Regions from separate parts of the Homo sapiens genome. Here region 1 is linked to region 2. A link is a loop called in an ENCODE intact Hi-C map of the cell type or tissue named here. Cell type or tissue: B cell. All regions are shown on one strand. Region 1 overlaps SPATS2 (spermatogenesis associated serine rich 2). Region 2 overlaps SPATS2 (spermatogenesis associated serine rich 2).

Region 1 (5,000 bases), 59 kb before region 2:
AAACACACAGGTACTGAGGTGTGGACAAACAGGCCCCTCACATCTAAGTGAGAATGTAAATTTATACAGTATCTTTGGAAGACAACTAAGCAGTAGCTGTCAAAATTAAAAATGTATATATTATTTGACCCAGGAAGACAATTTGTTTTTTTTGACAAGGTCTTGTTTTGTTGCCCAGGCTCACTGTACCCTCAACCTCCCAGGTTCAAACGATCCTCCCGAGTAGCTGGGACTACAGGTGCACACTACCACACCTAGCTAATTCTTGTATTTTTTGTAAACACAGGGTTTCATATGTTGCTCATGCTGGTCTCAAACTGCTGAGCTCAAGTGATCCTCCTGCCTCGGCCTCCCAAAGTGCTGGGATTACAAACATGAGCTATCACACCCACCCTAGCAAGACAATTTCTAGGAATTTACCTTGCAAGGCTGTTTGCAAATGTATAAACCTATGTATTCAAGGTTATCCAATGCAACATTATTTATAAGAGCAAAATATTCAAACTAATTGTCAATTAATAGGACACTGGTTTAATTAATTGTAATCTGTCCACATAATGAGAATACTGTGCAAATGTTTTTGAGAAAAGTTCTTTGGGCCCGGTGCGGTGGCTCATGCCTGAATTCCCAGCACTTTGGGAAGCCGAGGCGGGCAGATCACAAGGTTGGGAGTTCAAGACCAGCCTGACCAACACGGTGAAACCCCGTCTCTACTAAAAAAGCAAAAGATTAGCTGGGCGTGGTGGCGCGTGCCTGTAGTCCCAGCTACTCAGGAGGCCAGGGCAGGAGAATCACTTGAACCCAGAAGACGGAGGTTGCAGTGAGCCAAGATCGCGCCACTGCACTCCAGCCTGGGCGACAGAGCGAGGCTCCACCTTAAAAAGAAAAAAAAAAAGTTCTTTATATATTTATTAAGTGAATATGATGGAGAAAGTAATGTATTTGCACTGGTTTGCACATATATAAAAACTGTATACCTGGAAGGATAGACAAAAAACTAGTAGCAGTGATGATCTCTTGAAGAATGGAAACTGAAAAGATAGGAAACTAGGGTAAGAAAGACTTTTCAGTCTACCTTTTTATATTTTGACATTGGAATAATATAAACATCTTATCTGTTCAAAAAAATTAATAGCGCACCCTTTTTAAAAAGACCCCAGCTGGGCACAGTGGCTCATGCCTGTAATCCCACTGAGGCGGGTGGATCATTTGAGGTCAGGAGTTCGAGATTAGCCCGGCCAACATGGTGAAACTCCATCACTACTAAAAATACAAAAATTAGCCAGGTGTGGTGGCACATGCCTGTAGTCCCAGCTACTCAGGAGCTGAGGCAGGAGAATTGCTTGAACCCAGGAGGTGGAGGCTAAAATGAGCCCATATGGTGCCACTGCACTCCAGCCTGGGTGACAGAGAGAGATTCTATTTCAAAAAAGTAAAAATAAATAAGACCCTTACCCAGTAAATTAAATCAAAGCTGAAAGCCTTCATTTGAATCTAAATAATATAATTCTAACTCAGAAACCCAATCAACAGGTTCATGAAATGTGTCAAGAAGATAAATGCTAACCTACTACACCTGCAGATAATGATGGAAAACAAGAAAATGAGAGGTTGCAAATAAAAACATTCTTCTCATCTTTAAAGGGTTTTAATTATAAGAAAGTCACCAGGAATTCTCATTCCATAATATAATCAGTTTACCAATAAATATCATTTTCATCAGCTTTATAAAGAAATATGAAATGCCAGGCATGGTGGGTCACGCCTGTAATCCCGGCACTTTGGGAGGCCGAGGTCGGCGGATCATTTCAGGTCAGGGGTTCGAGACCAGCCTGGCCAACATAGTGAAACACCATCTCTACTAAAAAATAATACAAAAATTAGCCAGGCACGGTGGCGTGCTGTAATCCCAGCTACTCGGGAGGCTGAGGCAGGAGAACTGCTTGAACCTGGGAGGCAGACCTTGCAGTGCGCCAAGATCACACCACTGCACTCCAGGCTGGGGGACAGAGTGAGACTTTGTCTCAAAAAAAAAAAAAAAAAAACAAGAAATATGAAAAAGATGGCCGGGCATGGTGGCTCATGCCTGTAATCCCAGCACTTTGGGAGGCTGAGGCAGGCAGATCACTTGAGGTCAGGAGTTCAAGACCAGCCTGGCCAACATGGTGAAACCCTGTCTCTACTAAAAATACAAAAATTAGCTGGGCGTGATGGCGCGTCCCTGTAATCCCAGCTACCTGGGAGGCTGAGGCAGGAGAATCACTTGAACCCAGGAGGCGGAGGTTGCAGTGAGCTGAGATCATGCCACTGAACTCCAGCCTGGGTGACAGAGTGAGACTCTCAAAAAAAAAAAAAAAAGAAGAAGAAGAAGAGAAAGACCTAAATTCTAGGCCAGGCACAGTGGCTCATGCTTGTAATCCCAGCACTTTGGGAGGCGAAGGCTGGTGGATCACTTGAGGTCAGGAGTTCAAGACCAGCCTGGCCAACATGGTGAAACCCCGTCTCTACTAAAAAAATAAAAATACAAAAATTAGCTGGGTACGTGGTGGCACATGCTTGTAACCCTAGCTGCTCAGGAGGCTGAGGCAGGAGAATCGCTTGAACCCCAGAGGCAGAGGTTGCAGTGAGCCGAGATCACACCACTGCATTCCAGCCTGAGTAACAGAGTGAGACTCAAAAAAGGAACTAAAAAGGGGATTTCCTCAGGTCAAAATGGTGAATATGAAACCTTTCTCTAAGTCCGCTTTCTCAACAATTGGCACCACTGGCACCAATTTTCTACTTTAATCTAAAAACTCTCCCATAATTGTAAGACTTGATCACCATAAATTTTATTTTGAAAAAATGTTTTCATTTTGAAAAACCAATTAATTTTTTTAATAAAAAAAAGAAACCTCAAATTGGAACAACATAGAATTTCTGGAAATTTAAAAGACATTCTAAGTGGGAAATCAGAAGCCACATGATACCACAACTCCTCTTTACTACTATTAAAAGACAAAAGGTCCTCCAAATTGCTTAACATTAGTCATCAGCAGCAGCTGTAGATGTGGGAGTAGAGGGAGCTCAAAAGGAGCAGAGCTGGAATACATGTTTGTCTCCTCCTATTTTACTGCTAGCTCAGTAGTTAGAGCTGTCTGCGCCCTCCTCCTCGCACAGGTGGCTCTAACCCAAACCCAACTGAGCTAAATTATCCTCAGCTGTATTACTCTTCATAACGGATTTAAACAATACTGATAATTTTATTACCACCCCCTTACACACACATATAAAACTCCGGTCCTCAGCAAGCAGCTCAAGGGATTGGAGGCAGCTATTAGGCAAAAACAAAACCAGGCAATTAGGAGCAACTATATTCACTGATTCTAACCCATAAAGGGAGATTCCAAGCATATAGAAAAAGCAATTTCTAAAAACCTTGTTAACTTAAAAAATAATTAACTGATCAACTGTTATTTAACATAAACCTACTATGTGCCAATACTGATGATAAAAAATTATGAAAGATGGAATATTATTCAGACTTTAATAGTAAGAAAATTCTGACAGGTGCTATAACATGGATGAACCTTGAGGATATTATGCTAAGTGAAATAAGCCAGTCACAAAGAAACAAATACTATATCATTCCATTTATATGAGGCACCTAGACTAGTCAAATTTTACCAAAAGTAGACTGGTAGCAGCCAGAGGCTAGGGGGAAGAGGGAATGAGAGTTACTGATTAATGGGTACAGTTTCAGTTTGGGAAAATGAGAAAAGTTGTGGAGATGGATGCACAAGAATGTGAGTGTATTAATACCACTTCAAAATGGTTAAAATGGTAAACGTCATGTTATGTGCATTCTACTGAATTTTTGTTTTTTTTTTTTGTTTGTTTGTTTGTTTTTTGAGACGGGGTCTCGCTCCTTAGCCCAGGCTGGAGTGCAGTGGCGCTATCTCGACTCACTGCAAGCTCCGCCTCCTGGGTTCACGCCATTCTCCTGCCTCAGCCTCCCAAGTAGCTGGGACTACAGGCGCCTGCCATGGCGCCCGGCTAATTTTCTGTATTTTTAGTAGAGACGGGGTTTCACCGTGTTAGCCAGGATGGTCTCGATCTCCTGACCTCGTGATCCGCCCACCTCGGCCTCCCAAAGTGCTGGGATTACAGGCATGAGCCACCGCGCCCGGCCTGAAATTTTTTTAATTAATGCAATAAGAAAAAAAAAATGAAAGAAAAAGTTGATTTCTTGACCCAGCAAGAAGACTCTAGAAATACTGATCAAGGGGTAAAAATGCAAAGAATACCAATATCATGAAGGTTTTTAAAGAGCTAGTATAGATCTTACAGACATTAAAATTATAAGTCAAAAATATAGATGACCTTATGCCAATACATTTGAAAATTTAGGTAATAAATTTCTTGAAAAACAAGTTACCAAACAGACTCACACACAAAAAAGGAAAATTGACATAGTCCTGTAACTCTAAAAGAAATTGAGGTCATAATTTAAAATTCTCTCATAACAGAAAGGGTTTCATTTCTTATTTATTTCTGGTAGGAATGTAAACTGGTACAACTTCTTTAGAATACAGCATTATTTTGTAAAGTAGTACACTTGTCAATCCTATGATCCAGAAATTCAAGTACAAGAGAAATTCTTGCTCATGGTACATTAGAAAACACGTAGTATTCATAACAGTTAAGAAAATGGAAACAACCCAAATGCCATTAACAAGAGAATAAACTGTGATGTATTCACTAAATGTCTGTACTGCTGCAAAAATGTGTCAACTATATGCAATGATATGGATTAATCTTAGCAATATAATGTTAAGTAGAAAATTCCAGATTACATACAACATAAGATTCTTTTTTAATAAAAAATACAACTAATGCTAAAACAATATATTATTTAGACACACATATATATTTGATAACTATTTTTTGAAAAGTTTACTTTGGGAGGCTGAGGCAGGCAGATTGCTTGAGCCCAGGAATGAGACCAGCCTCACCTTTTA
Region 2 (5,000 bases):
TCAAGTCCAGCCTGACCAACATGAAGAAACCCCCTCTCTACTAAAAATACAAAAAATTAGCTGGGCGTGGTGGCACTTGCCTGTAATCCCAGCTACTCAGGAGGCTGACGAAGGAGAATCGCTTGAACCCGAGAGGTGGAGGTTGTGGTGAGCTGAGATCACGCCATTGCACTCCAGCCTGGGCGACAAAAGCAAAACTCCATCACACACACACACACACACACACACACACACACACACACACACACACACACAAAACAGAAAATCAAATGAGAGGCTAGGCTCATCCTAAGAGACAGTTCACTGCAGCCATTTCAACCTATTATATTTGGTATTATGTTACAGCTTGCATACTGTACAAGGAGGGAGAGAAAATGGAGCCAAATGACTTCAACCAATCTTACTTTCTATTCTATGTATTCCAGGTATCCGCTCGAAATATTTAAAGCATACAGCAGACACGAAATTTTTTTTTTAATGAATGCAGGAAGATACAGAAGGTAAGCAGTAAGCAGCATCTCATACATGTAAAACATGTTTAAATGAAAAAAGTACCCTAAATTTCAATCAAAGGCAGCAAAGTATACTAAAAATGTTGACGCATTTTACATAACATATAGAGCATTCTTAAGACGATCATTCATATTTGCACATAACTGGAAAGAACTGTATATAACAAATGGTTCCTTCCACATTGGATACATGAAAACTGGGTAAAACATTTCCTTTTGAATCATTTCCACCCTAAGTGTCCTGCTAGCAATACAGAAAAAGTCAATAGAGAAAGCACCATCAAGTGCTACCTTCAGGTAGCATATGACAAAATCACCGCTTAAAAGTAACCAAGCCTCAGCAGGCCACAGTGGTTCACGCATGTAATCTCAGCACTTTGAGAGGCTGAGGCGGGTGGATCACTTGAGGCCAGGAGTTTGAGATTACACTGGCCAAAATGGCGAAACTTCATCTCTACTAAAAAGACAAAAATTAGCCAGGTGTGGTGGTGCATGCCTGTAGTCTCAGCTACTTGGAGGCTGAGGCAGGAAAATCGCTTAAACCCAGGAGGCAGAGGTTGCAGTGAACTGAGATCGTGCCACTGCACTCCAGCCTGGGCGACAGAACAAGACTGTCTCCAAAAAAACAAATAAAAAATAAAAGTAACCAAGCCTACTCAAAAAACTAAACATAGAATTACCATAGGATCCAGCAATTCTACTTCTGTGTAAATAGAAAAAAAAAAAAAAAACCTGAAAGGAGGGCGATATAGTTTGGATCTGTGTCACCACCAAATCTCCTGTCAAATTGTAATCCCCAGTGTTGAAGGTGGGGCCTGGTGGGAGGTGACTGGAATATTGGGGTGGTTTCTCATGAATGGGTTAGTACCAGTCCCCTGGGGTTGTTCTCACAAGATCTAGTTGTTTAAACGTGTGTAGCACTTCCCCCCACCTCTCTCTCTTCCTCCTGCTCCAGCCACCTAGACATGCCTGCTTTCCCTTTGCCTCCTGCCATGATCATAAGCTTCCTGAGGCCTCCCCAGAAGCTGCTATGCTTCCTGTACAGCCTGCAGAACCATGAGCCAATTCAACCTCTTTTCTTTATAAATTACCCAGTCTCAGGTATTTCTTTACAGCAATATGAGAATGGATCAATACAGAGGGACTCGAACAAGTATTTGTACACCAAAATTCACAGCACCATTATTCACAACAGCCAAAAGGTGGAAGGAACCCAAATGTCCATTGAGAATGAATGGATAAACAAAATGTGATGTGTACATACAATGGAATATTATTCAGGCTTAAAAAGGAATAAGATTCTGACATATGCTACAACATGGATGAATTGTGAAGATATGCTAAGTGGTACACACCAGACACAAAAAAGTAAATATTGTATGATTCCACTTACATATGAGGTAACCAGGGTAGTCACATTCATAGAGACAGAAAGTAGAATATTGGTAGCCAGCAGCTGGGTAGAGAAAGAGAAACAAGGAATTATTGTTTAATAGATATAGAGCTTCAGTCTGGGAAAATAAAAAAATTCCCAAGATGGATGGTGGTGATGGTTGCACAGCAATGTGAATGTACTTAATGCCACTGATCCATACACTTAAAAATGGTTAAAACGCTAAATTTTTTGTTATGTATAGTTTACCACAATAATTTTTTTTAAGTAAACAAAAAGGCCAGGTGAGGTGGCTCATGCTATAATCCCAACACTTTGGGAGGCCAAGGCGGGTGGATTGCTTGAGCCCAAGAGTTGGGGACCAGCCTGGGCAACACAGCGAAACCCTGACTCTACAAAAAAATACAAAAGTTAACTGGGCGTGGTCAAACAGTGAGCCATGATTGTACCACTGCACTCCAGCCTGGGCGACAGAGTGAGATCCTTTCTGGGCAGGTGGGAGGAGGTTGGGGGGGAGTAAACAAACTAGCCAATACCAGCTACTCTGGAAGCTGAGGCGGGAAGATCTTTTAAGCCCTGGAGTTTGAGGCCAGACTGGGCAACATAGCGAGATCCTGTCTCTAAAACATAAATAAATAACCAAGAACAACTGTCAAACATATTGAGAAAAGTGGAAGAGTCTGTAACAGGCAAGCTTCACTGTCATCCTCCAGAGTCTAGATGACTTCGTTGAAAGTGAAGATCCCAGAAAAGAAGGGATGGACATGCTATTTTCATGTTGCTGCAGATATACACTAAGCAACTGAGGAAGCTGAATTATATTCTACAGGTCATTTGGTAATATAATGAATGGACTGTACTTCCTAACAATTACATCCAAAAAATACAAGCTTTTCCTTCCAGTTTCCAATGAAAGCAGCAAGACTGAAATAATCAGTTACACACATGAGAAGCCAGGTATATCTGAAAGAGTGACTTTTAGTTCCCAGTTTTAATATGGTGACCCTACAATGGGAAACTGAAAGCAGCAATTTTTAGAATAGTATACACAAATTTTCTTCACTGCCATTATAAAGTGACTTTGTGTAAGTTACTTTTAGCCCTTCTGAGCCTCATCTGAAAAATAAGGATAATACTTACAACTAACAGATAAGGTAATAATGTACACTGAGTTCAGCGCCTGGAATACATAAATGCTCAACAAACGAAAATTCCCTCCTGTCTTAGCCTGATCGGCCTCCAGGGGCTATGCTCATGTTTTGGCCATAACCTGTGGCTCCTCCCTCAGGCCCCAGCTGTTTCCCTCAGTTCTAGTTGTTTCACTCCTGGTTTCTAAAAGGATCCTATCTATATTTAGAGGTAATGCTAGTACCAATTGTGGGCTCAAGGGCACCTGAGTACTGAGCAGTTTTCAATTGTTTTCCAGAGTTAATTGGTTTGGCTCCACAACTGGCTGTCTTGACTTCTACAAGTAAGAGTGCCACGTATGCACAGTACCTCAGCAGTATAAGACTAAACAGAAAACTAAGTGTGGTCGCAGGACAAATCCTAAGCAAAAAGATGTTTTTAGCCCTATTTATCAGGATCCCAGACCTTTGTTAAATCACAGGAGCAGTAAACCTTCAATGAACTCCACAGAGTAGGCTACAGCCTACTAACTTAATCTTCATCTAAATCACAGTTATCAGACCCAAGTTTCAACCAGTTCATGCTGCTTTACTATAACCAAGATGAGGGTGAAGCAGAAAGAGCAAACAGGTAGTGAAGATTTTAAAAAAGGCATCCGATACAGCTAGGTCTGAATAAAGCTTTGTTATTTACTAGCTCTGTGACCTTAGTAAATTATTTAACCTCTTAATTTACAAAATATGAAATAATTGTGAGGATTGAATGAGATAATACATACAAAAAAATCTTAGCACCTTGGCTAGCCCACTGAAAGAGGTCAATTAAAAAAGAGGCACATTAGGCTGCGGTGGCTCACGCCTGTAATCCCAACACTTTGGGAGGCCAAGTCAGATGGATCAAGAGGTCAAGAGTTCGAGACCAGCCTGGCCAAGATGGTGAAACCCCCGTCTCTACTAAAAATACAAAAATTAGCCAGGCGTGCTGGCGGGCACCTGTAATTCCAGCTACTTGGGAGGCTGGGGTCGCTTGAACCCGGGAGATGGAGGTTGCAGTGAGCCGAGATCACGCCACTGCACTCTAGCCTGGGCAACAGAGCAAGACTCCATCTCAAAAAAAAAAAAAAAAAAAAAAAGAGGCACATTGTCACTAATGAGAACACTGCACTCATTTCTTGCTTTGTTCAATTTTCATAACATCTAAGAAAAGTAACAATTTAAATCATTATTTTTGGACCTTTGTAAAGTAACCTAAATGCTACCATCCAAGACCTAGCTGAGAAATACAAACTGATTAATGTCCATAAATCTTAGATGAGTCAGCAAAACTTAATGCCCAACAAATAAAAGGCTTAACATGGACTACTTAGGAGCACACAATGGTCATTACAATTTCAAAATCGGCAATTTTCTATCTAGTACAATCACAAATTTGGTCTGGAAATCCAAATATTAAGGAAATGCAAACATCATAATCAATATTCCCAAATCACCTTAATTGAAACTGGAAGGTATGAGGCAGCCTATTTGAAGTTAACATCAAGAAATAATTTAAGGCAGAACCCCAACTCTCTCCCACAAACACAAAACCAGTAGCAGATGGCACAAGAACATTTCTCAGTGAGAAATTGCAATTCTAACAAAGTACAGGTAACTTAATTTTATCCATCACCTTTTGGTCAAACTGAAAACAAACAACCAAGCTTTTGGTTCTCTCCAAAACACTGAAATCTGCATTATCACTGACCTAACTTAAAGCAAGATATTTTTGGTGATCTGTCCTCTCCTGCTTCATTAACCGTAGGTAAATTAGGAACAGTAGCCTGCTAAACAGAGGGGAAGTAAATATCACAGGCATGTTTTATCAATAAAATGGACAAGCGATAATCAAATTATTTAAAGAACGGCTTGTACTCCTTAACAGAGGGACAAGCTTGAGAAAGATCCACTTTCTAAAAGAACCTAATCATT

The links. A loop is a pair of places that touch in the nucleus more often than their neighbours do. Peaks named below come from ENCODE experiments on the same cell type or tissue, not always from the same donor. Only the 100,000 strongest peaks of a DNase experiment are listed, where the experiment ranks them.
Region 1: a loop joins it to region 2, with 3 times the contacts of the local background. A loop is called at or near these places in 5 of 110 quality-filtered maps.

The regions. Positions count from the first base shown.
Region 1 is chr12:49,427,145-49,432,144 of GRCh38, reverse strand. All of the region lies in intron 2 of SPATS2 (spermatogenesis associated serine rich 2), which reads right to left. Among named protein-coding and RNA genes, the nearest start is that of SPATS2, 62 kb to the right of the region's middle. RefSeq lists a silencer at 3,005-3,299. In B cell, no CTCF peak of the experiment used is centred here; DNase peaks (open chromatin) are centred at 2,704 and 3,094; H3K4me3 peaks cover 1,094 bases; H3K27ac peaks cover 1,136 bases.
Region 2 is chr12:49,368,196-49,373,195 of GRCh38, reverse strand. It overlaps SPATS2 (spermatogenesis associated serine rich 2), which reads right to left. Exons shown (of 14, transcript NM_023071.4): 2 at 1,906-1,968. Among named protein-coding and RNA genes, the nearest start is that of SPATS2, 3.2 kb to the right of the region's middle. RefSeq lists an enhancer at 3,219-3,358. In B cell, a CTCF peak has its summit at 3,123; DNase peaks (open chromatin) are centred at 1,424 and 3,185; H3K4me3 peaks cover 486 bases; H3K27ac peaks cover 3,058 bases.